2 separate regions of the Homo sapiens genome follow, and region 2 is linked to region 1. A link is an interaction called in ENCODE POLR2A ChIA-PET data of the cell type or tissue named here. Cell type or tissue: MCF 10A. All regions are shown on one strand. Each heading gives the region's core, and the rest is flanking DNA. Links, peaks and the distances in the headings are about the cores only.

What was found. ChIA-PET counts read pairs that join two places held together with the same protein. Peaks named below come from ENCODE experiments on the same cell type or tissue, not always from the same donor. Only the 100,000 strongest peaks of a DNase experiment are listed, where the experiment ranks them.
Region 2: POLR2A ChIA-PET joins it to region 1 with 5 read pairs; 2 of 35 experiments call an interaction of 5 or more read pairs at or near these places.

The regions. Positions count from the first base shown.
Region 1 is chr4:152,891,370-152,899,704 of GRCh38, forward strand. The region is part of intron 8 of ARFIP1 (ARF interacting protein 1); the gene reads left to right. Among named protein-coding and RNA genes, the nearest start is that of FHDC1, 41 kb to the right of the region's middle. In MCF 10A, for the core only: no CTCF peak of the experiment used is centred there; a DNase peak (open chromatin) is centred at 3,402.
Region 2 is chr4:153,178,098-153,186,432 of GRCh38, forward strand. It overlaps a transcript of TRIM2 not described here. Among named protein-coding and RNA genes, the nearest start is that of TRIM2, 22 kb to the right of the region's middle. In MCF 10A, for the core only: no CTCF peak of the experiment used is centred there; DNase peaks (open chromatin) are centred at 3,384 and 3,784.

The DNA.
Region 1 (8,335 bases), core at 170-8,169:
AACTCTTCAAAACGATAAGTATTGTCGGACTGTTCTTTTAAGTAGTAATTGTCATTTAGAAGAAGACAGAGATCCATGAGAGAACTTTTCTTTGTTTTTTTGTTGTTGTTGAGCAACGTTTACTCTTTTTTGTTTCTTTTAATAGCTTTAAAAAGGAAGGAAAAGCAGGTTTTTAGCCTAGGAACTGTCATCCCTGTTTGCTTTCTTGGTAATTTGAAATGCCTCAAGTCTAGGTTTTTTGTTCTTTTGTTAAACTAGGTGAATTTGTACCTCAACATCTCTTTTATGTGTGGTTGCCAGGTAATCTACTTAGCACTTTAATTTGTTTGTTCGTTTGTTTGTTTCTTGTTTTTGTTTGAGAAGGAGTCTCGCTATGTTGCCCAGGCTGGAGTGCAGTGATGTAATCTCTGCTTACTGCAACCTCCACCACCTGGGTTCAAGCAGTTCTCTTGCCTCAGCCTCTCTGTAGCTGGAATTACAGGTGCGTGCCATCATGCCCAGTTAATTTTTTTTTTTTCTAGTAGAAACAGGTTTCACCATGTTGGCCAGGCTGGTCTTGAACTCCTGAGCTCAGGTGATCCACCCACCTTGGCCTCCCAAAGTGCTGGGATTACAGGCATGAGCCACTGCACCAGGCCCAACACTTTAATTTGAAGAAAACATAGTATACTTTTCCTATTTCTTCCCCCCAACCACTCACCATCCTCTGCTTTTTTTTAAAGATACTGGCTCTCACTATGTGGCCCAGGTTAGATTTGAACTTCTGGACTCAAGCAGTTTTCCCACCTCAGCCTCCCAAGCAGCTGGGACTACAGGCGCATGCCACCACATCCTGCTAGTCATCCTATTTCTTAACAGGAAGAAATGAAACATCAATGAATGTGCTGTTCTGTAATTTGATAATGTCCTAAAGAGTACTGCAGTATATACACCTGTTTTTGCAGCTTTTCTCTCTCTCTGTCTCTCTTTTTGGCTTTCTTTTGGTTCTCATGTCATGACTTTTGGAATATCTTTTCATAACACTTCTCTTCTAAAATGAGAAGCCAGATAACCAAACAACGAGAATAGGGCATAAAGTAAAAGCAAGTAGTCCTTGAGTATGGGACTAAAAGCCAGCCGTGTGACTATAGTAATAAGCTTTAGCATTTAGTGTTTTTCTTTGTTCCCTCTTAGAACTTTTTTAAAATTTTGAGACAGATCAGGAGTTAGGTTCTTAGCTATAAAATTGATGTGTTTATATGTACTTAGTCTAGCCTTTCTTCCGTATGGCAAAAGAAAGAGGTAAGGTATGTAAAATACTCACATTTCTGCATATATGTGTGATAAATGCACCTAAGGGTATTTGTCATTTACCCTTAATGAAAAACATGTGTTGTTCTACTAGTTATAGTTCGTATTTTCTGTCTCTTCACCCCGTGATTTAGTTGTGTTTGCCTTTAACCTAAACAATCCTTATTCATCTCTGATATTCTCTTCTTTGTTTACTAAACCACATTGAGTTGTGTAGCAGTAAAGACATAGCTCATTTGTCTTCTGATATTTCTCCTTTCATCAGTATTTCTTCTTTTTGAGACCTTTAAATAATGTAACTTGAGCTATTTTGTGACTTAAGGCAGTTTGTTTACCTGTTATTGTTTCTTTCAGAGTTCAAAACAAAACATAGGCTAGTTTAGTAAAGAGAAAGAATAATAGACATTTCTGGTGCTTTGTAGACTTTGTGAGAGTAGATACCATGCTTTCTTTTACAGCCCTCATAAAGCCTAGCAATGGTGCAGGTATATAGTACTCATTCAGCAAGTGCATGTTTGCCTTCTTCCCAGAATTAGAGGCGCACTACAGGGATTGGAAGGAGAAGGAAGTGAATGAAAGTCAACTCGGAGAGGATAAAAGGCAGAATCCTGATTACCTCACTCTTTGCTTTCATGAGGCCAAAGCATAGTCTCTCAGAAATGCTTCTGTTTTCTGCAATGTTTTCTGTTTGCATAGAAAGAGGAGGCAAAAAGTTAAAGAAAAATATGCAGATCAATGTAAGCAACTCATGTTTTTTTTTTAGATAGCTTTTTATGTGGCTTGGAAGTATAAAGATGTGAAAAAATAGTTGAAGGTTAATTTTTTCTTTAAGGTGACTAATTTAACTTGGGAATGATAAATCTCAAGGGCAATGAATATATTGGGAGTGGGATCTGAATGTATCAGAAGATTCAACAAAGCAGTTTGGGGTATAAATATAAAAAGCAAGGGTTTTATTCTTATTTTAAGAAGTGTAAAATACACTCCTACTCTAAGGTAATGTCAAATTAGCTATAACTATTAAATGCAGGTTTGTTTCATTATTATGTTATATTTTAGTGACTTAAAGGATGACAGAGGAGGCAGAAGAAGATGAACCAGACTTGGGATCTATCCTGGACACATATTTGATTTATATAGCTACTTAATTTAAAAAAATTTCTTAAAATTTATAGTCATTCCTAATCTTAGATTGATATGAAAACTGTTGTTTTCACTCACAGTGTTTCATATATAATCACAATACAGTAACATTCCTGTATATTAGGATTTCTTTTCTAATATATTATTTAAGACGCCTGTAATCCTAGCACTTTGGGAGGCCGAGGTGGACGGATCACTTGAGGTCAGGAGTTTGAAACCAGCCTGGCCAACATGGTGAAACCTCGTCTCTACTAAAAATACAAAAATTAGCCTAGCGTGCCCATAATTCCAGCTACTCCCAAGGCTGAGGCAGGAGAATCATTTGAACCTGGGAGGCGGAGGTTGCAGTGAGCCGAGATCGCGCCACTACACTCCAGCCTAGATGACAGAGCGAGACTCTGTCTCAAAAAAAAAAAAAAAGAAAGAAAAAAATGCTCAAAGCCTAGTACTTTTTTGTAAAAATACACTAAAGGTTTGGAAAAGCTTTGAGGGCAGAAGTATTCTTTGCTTACTAAAACTTCTCTTTGAGAGGAAAAAATATAAACCTCAGAATTTAAAAAATAGATACTTGTTGCCAAAGTTTAAGGAGCATGTTAATACCTAATGTGCACAAGGAGATAGATACATTCTTGAAATCTCTTTTCCCATTGTCAAAAGAAAAAGAACCCCTATTTCTTCTTGAGTACTTTAAAAATATTCATGCCAGTGACTTAATGTCACCTTTACTTCTAAAGCAAAAACAGTAGTACTTCTTGGTGTGTGCTCCTAGGGAAAGTGAGATTAAGTTATATAGGTGAAAGAACTACCTGGTTCTAAATTTTAAAATAAGCATTTATGGATTGATGTCTGTAAGCATAACAAGCAACCAGGGAGTTCATAGTGCTGGACACAAAAGAACCTGCCTTTCAACACTGTGCCAAATATTATTACATACATTTGGATTCTGTGAGTCATTCTCTTATTCATGCAACTTTAATTCCAGACTTAATTTTGGCTGTGACTGGTGCTCTCAAGGGAAGGTACATGGTCACTTAAGAGTGGTTGGGGAAGGCCTTCATGAGGGAGTGATGCCGAACACTAACATCACTTAATGTTGAGAAAGTGAGAAACTGAGAACCAGAGAGTATTCCAGGAAGAAATACCAGCATGTGCAACTGCCTTGTGGCAGGAGAGGGTGTGGTATGGTGAAAGAATGAATGTAACTAGAGCCAGTTTGACCAGAGCATAGGGAGACAGCTGGATAGGTAAGTGGTGGCCAGACTATGTAGCCCTGATAGGCCATATTAGGGAAAAGTTTAATATCAGTGGGAAGCCCTTGAAATAATTCTTAGCAAATGATAGGTCTAAAATATGGAGGATAGATCTTAGTAGGGCCTAAGAGTAAGTATAGTGGCTTAGACAAGAAATGGTAGGAAGTTGGATTACAATAGTGATAGTGGAAATGGAGTGAACTGAAGGCTTCAGGAGATATTTAAAAGGTAAAACAAATATAGGTAAAACAGTAACACAGACTGATGCATAATTAGCACCTTTCACATTTTATTCCTTTATTCAGCAAATATTGATGGAGTGGTCTTTTTATTTGTATTTATTTAGTTATTTGAGACAGGGTCTCACTGTGTTGCCCAGGCTGGAGTGCAGTGGTGCAGTCATAGCTTACTGTAGTCTTGAACTCCTGGCCATAAATGATCCTCCTACCTCAGCCTTCCAAGTAACTGAGACTACTGGTACATGCCACTGCACTTGGCCTTTTTTTTTTTTTTTTTTTTTTTTTTTGAGATAGGGTGTTGTTCTGTCATCCAGGCTAGAGTATAGTGGTGTGATCATGGCTCACTGCAGCCTCTACCTCCCAGGCTCAAGCACTCCTCCCACCTCAGGCTTTAGAGTAGATGGGATGACAGGCATGTGCTGCTAGGCCTGGATAATTTTTTAATTTTTTTGTAGAGACAGAGTTTCACTATGTTGCCCAGGCTGTTTTCAAACTCCTGGCCTCAAGCAGTCCTTCTGCCTCAGCCTCCCAAAGAGCTAGGATTATAGGCGTGAGCTGCCATGCCAGATCTTGTGGATTGCTTTTTATATGCCAGTCACTGAGTTAGGTGATAGAGGTATAATGGTCTTACACTCATAGAGCTTATAGTCAAGTAAGACAGATAGGCATTAACCAAACAATTACGTAAATACAAGCTGTGGTAAGTGTGATGAAGGGAAAATAGAAATGTCATGTGTGTATACAGAGGACTTGGCCAGGTGTGTGTGTTGCGGGGGAGGGGCTGGGGTATCATGGAAGGCTTCCCTGAGGCAGTGATATTGGGGCCGAGATAGAAAGAGAGAGGAGTAAGGTAAAGGTATGTGATGGAAGGAGATTTTAATTAGAAGAAACAGCATATGTTGACGGTCAGTGAGGCCAGAGCATAATGGGAACAGGGGAGAAATAGCACTGGATGAAGCTGGAGAGGTAGTTTAGGGCCTACACAAAGGTGAAATAACATAGGTACAAGGTTATTCATTGCAGCATCACTTGTTATTTCTACAGATGAGAAAGAACTCAATGGTTCAGCAGTAAAGGACTAATTGAATAAACTGGTTTTTTCATACAGTGAAATACTTTGCAGCTATTTAAAAAAATGAGAATGCTAATGATAGAAAACTCCTCAGGACAGACAATTAAATGAAAATAGCAAAGCACAAAGTAGTGTTTATTGTACAGTATCTTGTATGTAAGAAAAGAAGGAAGAATGTATAATCATATTTTCTTGTATTTGCACAAAGAAAAACGGGAAGGATTAATAAAATCAGTTACCTATAGAGGGAACAGGGTGAATGGAAACAGGAATGAAAATGAAACCTCTCACTGTATACTTTTTATATCTTTAATTTTGAACCACATATATGTCTTACCTATTCAGAAAAATAATACTTTTAAAAAGATAGGAAAATTAAGTTAGCTAAAAAAAAAAAAGTTAGCTAGAAAATGTTTCTTAAATACTGTGCCTTATCTTTTTTTCCAAAATGAGACTTAAAATAGACATGTATTTCCCAAATATAGTCTTTAATTTTCCTCTTAGCTCAAAATTAGATGATTAATTCTGTGTTGGTGAGAATAGAAAAAGTTAACTTAGAATGTGAGTTCTGTTGCAACATCATTCTTAAATGACAGAGTAGAAATAGTGCAATATCGTACCTTTCATTTACAGAAGAAAATATCTTAACATATGGTGCAACATTTGCTGCTGTTAGTGGTTTGTCTTTTTAAACACACATGGAAGAGGAAAAATTTGCTTGTGGTTTGCATTGCCTCCTTTCTCTCTTTAGAAATGAGGCAGAAATTAACTGTCTTTATATAAACCATACAACCAAAAAGAATTGTGAGTTGTAGGTTGATTTTTAAACTAGACTCATCCAACCCATACCTGTTTGGAATAAATCAAGGTAATTGTAATTGTTGAAGAGTGAGTAGGGATGAAAGCCTGAGTGGGTGCTGGGGAGAAGCACACCTAGCTAACCAATTCATATAGTTTTTTTTTTTTACCAGTTATGCTAAGATTCCGGCATGACAATTTTTGTAAGGGAGGGATATTTTGTATACAGTATTGAAAAGCTTTCCAGGAAGGATAGCTTTATAATTATGAATTACTGTTCTTATAGACTTGGTTCTTTTTTGGCAATCATAAGGTACTTACATATTTTCTAACCCTTTTTGGTCAGAAGCTATCAACTTACTATAGAGTAGGATTAGAGTTTCTTATTCTGCTGTATATGTTGGAGGTGAGGGAATTGTTCCTTTCACTTTGAATGAAAAGAATTCACTTTAAAAATTTACTTTTTAATCATTATTGCTGTGATGTATCTGTTCTAATGGTTGATATACATGTGTGCTCTTCAGATCCACATTTCACTTATTTTGCCAGCCTTGGGTATTATCCAACTTGATTTGCCAGGTTTGTGATAAAGGTGAGTTTTTAAGTGATCAATGTGATACTTGAACAGATCACTAATAACTGCATTGGTTGTGCTGTTGATGATGGTACTGGGTGCTTATGGCTGTGACTTTGCTATACTTTTTTAGTTCTTAGTAGTTATGGTTCCTTCAGTTTGCTTAAAAGTAAAACCTTTAATTAGCATTTCTGAGTAAAGTCTCAGAAGACACTAGCAGTGTTTAAGAATTTGACTTTGCAATGTTCTTTTTTTTTTTTTTTTTTTGAGACGAGTCTCGCTCTGTCGCCCAGGCTGGAGTGCAGTGGCGCAATCTCGGCTCACTGCAACCTCCGCCTCCCGGGTTCAAGCAATTCTCTGCCTCAGCCTCCTGAGTGGCTGGGATTACAGGCGCCCACCACAACGCCCAGCTAAGTTTTTGGATTTTTAGTAGAGATGGGGTTTCACCATCTTGGCCAGGCTGGTCTTGAACTCCTGACCTTGTGATCCACCCGCCTCGCCCTCCCAAAGTGCTGGGATTACAGGTGTGAGCCACTGCGCCCGGCTGCAATGTTCTTTTTAACCTTTTCTTGAAATTCTCTCAGTAATGACTCAGCGTTTTCATGTTGACCATAATTTCCTTCCATGACTTATCTATACTTTGCTGTGTTAGATTAAAACATTCATAACTTTTTTCCTCATTCCTCATAAACTTAATAACATCCTGATTTTCTATCCTTATTTCTTCCCTTAAATTTTCAAAGATGCTTTTTTAAAAATTCACCTTAAGTTTTTTAAGGTGCTTGTTTTGTGCAATTATGCCTGATCCTAAAGTACTATATAAGGTATTATCACAGACTGCCTACGGAGAGGCAACTTACAGTCTAAAGGAGGAATTTAAATAAAATCAATTATATATAAAATGCTAACTTAAACATGAGAAAGAAATACAGAATTTGATGAAGAAAAATGTTAGTGTGGGCTCAAAGTACCTGGTAAGCTAGGCAGTTTGACTTGAGCAGGACCACACAAGAATGGGTAACATGTGCATAGGCAGGAAAGAGTCAGGAAAAAAATTCTTGGAGAAACCCTGGATCATATGTTTAAGTGATTTGTAAACTTCTGTTGAATCATCTGTTCCCTTCTTGAAGCACAGCATACTATTACTACTTACAGGCTTTTTGAAAAGAAGAGTAATTGTTTTGTCCTAACAAATTTTGATAAGGCTTTTCCATTGGATGGGCCATTGGTTTGACTAGTTCCTATTGCCCAGTGTCCAAAAGCTGGTGAGCACAGGGTCTGCTGATCCCTGCGGTGACTTGGCCCCATTTCGTCACTTACCAGATAGCTCCAGCAGATCTGGATACCTGAGCTTTCTGTTTCTTGTTATCTAAATATGGAATTCAGTGATTCCCTCCACCCCCTCCAACATCTGCCTACATATGTATCCCTTTTTTTTGGATTTCATAGGGATTTTGTGAGTACCTCAAGGGACAGGGACTAATTCTGAACTTGAGATCAGGAATGGGGTAAAGATCTGAGAGAAGTTATAGGATGGGTAAAAAAAGAAAACATTGGTGGGATCCCCTCCTCTTTCTATTCCCTATGACCTTGCATGCTATTCCTGGGATCTCACTACCCCTAACTGTAACTATGGACTTCTGTGTGGTTTTGTAAAGAGGATTCAGTGCTGTCAAGCCCATGATTGTCAAACTTCTCTGTTAGGTTAATAACGATCTCCCAACTTTTTTTGAGATAACTTTATATCTCTCATCTAATTGATGAAATGAAATACCCAATTCCTTACCTACCCTTTTGTACCTAAATTGATTTTGGACTCGGAGATCAGATGGGAAGTTATGATACTTTATATTTTCTCTGCCAACTTGAAAGTGTGTTCATCCCTTCCTCCTCCCCATAGTGCCCAGGCCTTTCTCCAGTTAAAGCACATAACATACTATGTTGTGATTGCCTGCTAGTCGGTTTTTGC
Region 2 (8,335 bases), core at 95-8,094, 290 kb after region 1:
GGCCATGATTAGCAGTTTCTATCAAATCAAGTTCTCTTCAGAAGACAGTTTGGCTCCTGGCAGCCTCCATAAAATCTGGGACCCAAGAGCCCCACTGAGAGGTCAGGCTGGCCCTGTCTCGTAATGCAGCTCGGTTAGCACAGGGGCTGATGTGCAGGCTGTAGGTTCCGTAACCTCCTGCCATCTCAAGCATGCACCCCCAGCGCCCCAACCCCACGCCGAACTCTGTGGACTGTAGGAGATCCACTTGTCGATGACCAGTTACTGTACTTGAAGGTTAATCCCTCACGTGGCTTTTGTCTAAGAGAACAAACGATTAAAAAAGAAAACAAAACTGAAGAGAATACCTTGAGTCAGAATGAAGGCTCTTGTGCCTTCTGGCTGCCTCCTGTGCTTATAGTGAAACAGAAGTCACACTTATTTTGCAGTTTGAGAGAGGGTAAAAATGCCTGTTTTGTTGAAAAGCTCACTATGCTAGATAATAAACAGTGTTTTTGGTTCCTTGAGATGTTGGCTTTAAGGCAGGGGATAATACAGAATGACTCCTGGTCAAAAAAATTTGAGACTCATGCATCCTGTAGCCTTCTCTTAGAGATTCACAATGCACATTAATACTTTAAAGGCTCTGAGAGGCCCTCTGTTCCTGCAACTTTTCTGTAAGTTTAAAATTATTTCCCAATAAGAAAAATTTTATGTGCTATTTATTATATTAGTTAAGACTTAATGCAGCTGTCACAGAAAACACATGACAGTAGCTTAATCAAGAGTAAAATTTACTTCTCTTCAAGTAAAAGGAATCTGCCAGAAGTTTTCTGAAAGTTGTCAGGTCTCAAGCTCCAACACTTTGGGAGGCCAAGGTAGGAGGATGGCTTGAGCTCAGGAGTTTGAGACTAGCCTGGGCAACAAACACAGTGAGACCTCATCTCTACAAAAAATTTAAAAATTAGCCCAGGTATGGTGGCACTTACTTGTGGTCCCAGCTACTTGGGAGACTGAGGCTGGTGAAGGTCAAAGCTGCAGTGAGTCATGATCTCACCACTGCACTCCAGCCATTAATTAATTGTTAATTAATATCAAATATTAACAGTAATTTGTTAATAGCAATTTTGATATTAATACATTAATTTTATTTTTAAAATAAATAATGTTAAGTAAATACCTACTTAATAATAAAATTAATTTATTAATATTAATACTTAAATTTATGTTAAAATAAATTTTAAAGTATTTAATAAATTATTTTATTGATATTAAAATTAATATTTAATGTTAAATATTATTATTTGATTATTAATAAAATAAAAGCTCTGAGAAGTCCTGCAAAAAGATGTCTATTTAATTCACAGCCTCCCAGACTTATTTCCCCAACTTTTTTCCTCTGTTGCCACCTACCTGCTTCACTCCTGCAAGTAGGAGCCTCCCTTGGAAAATGCCGTACCAAGACACGCTTTTGGATCTTGAAGCCCGCACTGCACAGACTTTAGCTTTTATTCTGGAGCAGGGATTCTGGGTTCTGGGTATTTCACAGAACAGGCACTTAAGTCACTGTTTACGCATAATGACAAGATTTTTTTCACGTGGCTGAATGTGAAAGCAAATGGAAGCTGCACTCTCAAGGGGGGAGGTGTATTGACACCTGAGAGTTTTTAAAGGGGTGTTTAGAAAATCAGCACCTTATTTGTGGCAAGGCTAGACTGCAGTCACTGTGTGTGTGACACTTGGGCCGTCGTGGCCCTACTGAGGCTCACAACGGGAGCCTCTATTTAGATATCCAGCCACTGTGTTGAAGATGCCCCTCCAGACGGAGGACAATCTTTAATGGTGAGATTTTTATTGCTAAATCTATACGGTTAATTGGCCAAGCATTGGAGGCCTGGAGTTTTCGTCTAAACCATGTCAAGTTATCAGAATTCAGTACTCAAGTGAGTTTTATGTGAGCTGGTGAGAAGATGAGGACAGATATTTTCACCTTCCATATGCAACCCGCAGTGAATGAAATGTATTTGCTTTCTCTTGGGAGAGTCAAGTGATAACACTGCAGCCTGGCCTCTGATGCTAACTAAACGGGCAGAATGATTTGCCTTCAAGAAATCAACAGCCCCATTAACTCTACTCATTTTGGGTACATTTTTCATTATTTTGCTGTGTAGTAATGTCAGGCTCTCTTTTGTGATGCTCATGGCACATTTCACATGCTGTCTCATTAATTTTTACAATACTCCTAGGTGTTAGTATTTTTGCCAGGAAAAACAAGGTTCTCGACAGCCTGGGGTCATGCAGCTAATTGGGACCTGCCAGAGACAGAGCCTTGAACCCCCTGGTCCTGAGGCTTAGCTGTCAGGGCACACAGCCTGTGAAAGGCACGTTTTCCCAGTTGCCATCTTACCTACAAATATTTTTGTTTGTTTATTTGTTTGTTTTTTGAGACAGAGTCTTGCTGCGCAATCTTGGCTCACTGCAAACTCCACCTCCCGGGTTCAAGTGATTCTCCTGCCTCAGCCTCCCAAGTAGCTGGGATCACAGGCGTGTGCCACCACGCTCAGCTAATTTTTGTATTTTGGGTAGAGAGGGTGTTTCGCCATGTTGGCCAGGTTGGTCTCCTACTCCTGAGCTCAAGTGATCTGCCCGCCTCAGCCTCCCGAAGTGCTGGGATTACAGGCCTGAGCCACAGCACCTGGCCACCTAGAAATATTTTTAAGAGTCCCTTGGGAAAAGTACTAACACTCCTCTGCCAACTCCTGTGGGCATCCCACAGAGCACTCCATCCACCCATCCATTCATACTATAAATATCTATTAAGTGCCTGCTTGTGCCAGGCATTGTCCTGAGTGCTGGGGAAGCCCCTGCCCTCAAAGAGATTGCCTATACACTTGTCCCAAGTGTCACAAAGAGCCCCAGCAGGGGTTGGTGAGCCCACCTTGCATATAGAAAAGTGAGAAGGGCTGAGGAGTGGGACCTCAGGGTGGGTGTTTGTAATTCCAATAATAATGATAAAAAGAGAGAACTCTCACAGGATGAGCTGGCATGATTCTAAGTACGAACTTATGTATTCTCCTAACACCTCTTTGATGTGGATACCATTATTGAATCCATCTTTTCAGATGATGAAATTGAGGCCCATAGCAGCTCCATGACTTGTCCAGGTCTCACAGAACAGGTGGGATTCAGTGCAGGCATTTAGCATTTAACTGTGCTCTCCTGCTCTCTAGAAAGCCTTTCAAAGGCAGGCAGGAAACGAAGACAGTTCTGGAGGCCCTGTGGGCCCTGGTCACAGTTTCAGGAGAGGGGAATGGTTCCAATAAACAAGGCAGCGACCATGTGATGGCCAGGTTCTGTGTCAGGCTGAGTCACCATTTGAGCAGAATGAAGGCTCACTTGCCCTCCTTGCCCCAGGGGACAGGCCAGGGAGACACACAGAGACCTTCTAGGCCATGAGAGGCTCATGACCACACATGCTGCCACCTCCCAGGCTGAAGACAGCTCTGGCGTTCAACCTTCCCTCATGCGCCAGGGATGAGATGTATGTATGGGGCATAGGGCTAGACACGCTCAGAGCACAGGAGGTGGGATGTGGCAGCGATGAGTCCCCAGGGCCCTTCTTGTCTCGTGTGGACTCATCCCAGCAGCCTTGTACACCTGGGCTGGAGGTGGGCAGGTGAAAGGCATCCCCTCTACTCAGGATCGTTGGGTGCCCGTTCCCTGCCTTGCCCCTTTCTTGGCCCAGCTCATGTCTCCCCAGATGACTCAGGAGGGGGCTGTGTGCCAGGGCGGGTGCCTCACAGGAGTCAGAAGACAGAGGTTCCTACCCTGAGGGCCTGGCAATGGAACACTTTGCTTTTAGAAATGGGTGTGTTCTAGAAAAAGACGTGACTGGGTCCTAATGAACAGCTTTACTCCACCCTCAACTCTGATGCTTTCTTCATATTTTAAGGGAACAAGATGCATGAGGCTCCCCACCCATCTCAGTCTACCGAGTGCCCAAGCAGCCCATTTTACAGATGAGGAAACTGAGGCCCTCAGAGAGATAAGATGTGGTAGAGGGGAGGTGAGGAAGAAGCTCTTTGCTTCAGAATCAGAACCAGAAATGAAGCCAGAAGGGGTAAGAGCGCCAAGGAGGGGCACCTCCTAAGGCTGTAGCCAGATACCATTGGATCTGCAGATGCTAGGTATTTTTGTTATTGTAGTGCCTGGAAATGGCAAGTGAAGAGACTGGGGTCCAACCAGGCTCCTTGATGTAATTGCCCACAAATGGGACCTTGGGAAAAAGAGTCCTGAGAGGTGTGTGGTGTCTCAGCTGAACACCACCGTAGAGTCCACCTGCACAGCTCACGCCCACTGACCCCACTTCTCAGCTCTGTGACCTTGGGCAACATGTTGCCCGTGACTCGGTTTCCTCATTTGTAAATAGTACACACCCCATGGGATTGTTATTAGGGCTAAGTGAGCTGATTCATATAAATAAAAGCTGTGAGCACAGTGCCTGCCCTGCAGCAGGAACCACTCAGTATTCAAACCATAAACAAGAGTTCATTTCAGTATTTAGGGTGCACACAAATATGGAATGGCTCATTTTATGATCTTATGGATTTCTCCTAAAATCTGTTAGGTGTTTCAGAATAACCTAATACTTGGGTTAAATTATTTAAAATGTTACTTAGATTCTCCCAGCCCCGTCATTCCCCTTTTTGTTCCTTAGTCTCTAAAAGTGCTTCCCTACCTGGGGGCTATTGCACTTGTTCCTTTCCCCTGTCTAAGATGCTCTACCCACCTTCTCAAATGCCTTTTCCCTGGGACCCTCTATCCCAATACCCCAGTTATTCCTTCAGAGCCACTGTCCCAGGCCGTGACCTTATTTGTTTATTGTCTAATTTCCCCCGGGTGCTTGTTCACTGCTGTATCACCTAGCATAGCACTTGGAACATACTAAAGATTTGATGAATGAAAGAATGAATAAATGAATGAATGAATGAGTGGCTGAATAGGAAGTGTGGGCTGGTGTGTTTAGCCTCAAAGCCTGTGATCCACTGACTGACCCTGCCATAGTCCACTTCCTCCAAGGCCTCTCATGTCTTGCCAGTGCAGAGCTGCCTCTCTCCTCTGAACACACAGCTGTCGTGGTCTGCACCAGCACTGGGCAGTGATGCATGGGCTGCTTCTCCTCCTTGTACCTGCTTTGATGATTTGACAGTTGCATTATTTCACATTCCCCATGATAAAGCCCAGTGCCCAGCTGAATGATAAATGTTCCTTGAAGGCATGTATTGTGAAGTAGAAGAAAAAGTCCTCTGCTGAGGGGCGGAGAACAGCTGCTTTAAGAGAGTGACAAGGGTTGGAGCAGCGATGTGGAGCATGTCTGAGGCTCCAGCTCTGAGCACAGGTGTGGGAACCTGAGCGACACCCAAGGAGTGGGGCATGATTGCCCAGAGGGCCATAGACAAAGGAGGAAGGGTGCTATGGGACCAGGTTCTGGAGCACAGCTGAACCTGAGAAGCAAGCAGATAATATCCCCAGGCATGGTTGTGCAGGGATGAGCAGAGGCTGAAACTCATATGAGAGGACGGGCTGGGTTCAAGACATCAGATCAGTGTATCTGAGTTTGTACCAGTGTGTAAGAAGTTTGGCCAAAGGAGGAGGCCTGGAGTGCAGGGGCTTTGCTAAGGGTTAGAAAGAGCCCAGGGGACCCACTGAAGGAAAAGCTAGACCACACTGAACAGAGATTAGGATCCCTTGTAGGTGTAAGGGAGACAATCTCCTTGCAGACCTGTGTTCCAGTTCTAGCTCCTCTACTTAGTCAGTCTTAAACTGGGTAAGTGTCTTAACTTTTCTGAGCTTTGGCTTCCTCCTCTGGGAAATTAAGGTAATATTGCCTACCTCATAGGGATTAAATGGGAGGACAAAGGTGAAGCATGTAGCACTACCCAAGAATGTAATGTCTGCAGCAGTGGAAGGCTAAGCTGCATGGGGATGAGCTTCCTGAAGGGCATGGGTGAACCAAGGGTCTTTACCTTGGGCAGGGATTCTAGCTCATGGGGGAGACAGGGTGTCTTAGTCTGCTCGGGCTGCCATAGCAAAATACCATGGACTGGGTGTCTTCAACAACAGAAATTTATTTTCTCACAGTTTTGGAGGCTGGAAGTCGAAGGTCAGGGTGTCAGTGTGGTTGGTTCCTGATGAGGGCTCATTTCCTGGCTTGCAGACAGCTGTCTTCTGACTATGTGCTTACATGGCCTTTCCTTGATGTGCACACGTGGAGAGAGAGAGAACACATGCTCTGATGGCTCTTCTTATAAGGACACTAATTCTGTCAAACCAGGGTCCAGCCTTATGACCTCGTTTAACTTAATTACTTCCTTAGAGGCCTCATATCCAAATACAGCCACATTGGGGGCTAGGGTTTCAATGGATGCATTTAGAGTTGACACAAACATTCGGTTCATAACAAGTAGGGTAAAGGGTAGCTTAAGTGACAAGAAGTCCTCTGAGCACTCTGAACAGAGCCCCAGTCCAGTCTCCCCAGTGTGGCCTGGCTTTTCATACCAGATATGAGAATGGTTGAATTCAGTTTTGCTCACCTGGAATTGTCCTTAAAGTGATATTCCACTGTGCATATTGGAAAACTCAGTCTTCAGAGTTCATTGGGAAATCACCATCAATACTGCTGCTTTTATCCTGTCTTTGGGAAGTGGAGTAGGGTCTCTCAGATACGAGAAACCTCATCAGAAGGAAAGCACATGTTCTGCTGCCACCTTCATGCCTGGTGACACATTTCCATCTGGAGCAGCCACAGACCATACCACTGAGACCATACCACTGCACTCCAGCCTGGGTGACAGAGTGAGACTCTGTCTCAAAACAACAACAACGTTTTCCCTGTGGGGAATGCCATTTCTTCTTTTTAGAGTCAAATTGTGTCCTATTCCATTTCCAGATACCGTTTTCTAGGACAAGTTCCCCAGACAGGAATCTCGACATTCTTTCAGCAGCATCGTTCCACAGTGATTTGCCCTTTGTATTCTTTTTAACGCATTCTTCCTGTGTATGTATTGAATGAATTCCAAAACAAATGAGTGAGTGAATGAATGAATGAATGAGTTGTTTTCATTGTGATTGTGGTTCCCCAAGAGCAGAGTTTATTCTTTCTTTCCACACACACAAAGAAACCCTACTGGCCAGTAGATCGCCCAATAAGTGTTAGCTTCTTACATGACAGGCTCCCCGTCAGAGAGCTATTCACTCAGTTCATAAATTTGGAAATCTCAGGAATATTTTGATTTTCACTGCATTGGCCTTTTTACACCATGTTTACTCAGTTTCAACCTTACTTCAATAAAGCAGAGGCTTGATCATACTCTGCACAGCCTACTGCATGTCTCGGTGTGATGAGTGGATCTTGAGCCACAGCAGGGACTGCCAATCTGTCATTTTCTGAGGAATACTCCTTTTTTATTGGCTCTGATATTTTCATGTGTGATCTCAGCAGCTGTGCCTTTGTGTTTGAAAAGAGCCAGGTCTCACTGAGGAGCTGTGTAGCCAGTAGCATTTATTGAGTTTCTGCTTTGTCCCTCCACGTAAGCAGTAGGAACCCTGGGATAAATTGTGCCCATCAGGGAGGAGATGCCTCTATCTCTGGGGAGCTTAGGAAGGAGCTGGGGAGACAGGACATACACAAGAGAGGTTCCATGAGGAGCACTGAGAAACCAGAAGATGGTTTCATGATTCCTGGGGGCCAGTTAACCTGCCAGGGCTTCTCTCTCCCTGAGGAGGAGTTTGATAAGAAAGACTGGGTTCAATTAGCAGCTGATTAGGAGACATGAACAGAGTAAAGTGCACTTTCCAGACAACTATTGCTGACTGCTCCTGTGGGCAGGGGGCTGAGGAAATTGCTAGACCAGGGGTGATTTTGCCCCCAAGGGAAAATTTGGCAATGTCTAGAGACATTGTTGGTTCTCACAACTAAGGTGGGGGAAATGCTACTGGTATCGAGTGGGTAGAGGCCAGGGAGGCTGGTACACATCCTGCAATGCACAGCACAGACCCCCACCACAAAGAATCATCTGTCCCACAACATCAGCAGTGCCCAGGCTGAAAAACCTCATGGCAGCCTGAGTGAGCGTCGGGGCGTGGTCTGAGTGCTGGGAACTGGGTCACTTTTCCTCCTTGGGTCTCAGTTTACTTATCTGTGACGTAATGATCTCTTAGGTTACATTCAGCCCTAACATTCTGTGATTTGGTGAAGCTAACTTTAACTAGAGATTAAAGGTGGGATGTGAATGTCTTTAGAATATCGTGCTTTAAAAAAATCAGAAGAAATATGGAGGGCATTTAAGAGACTTTC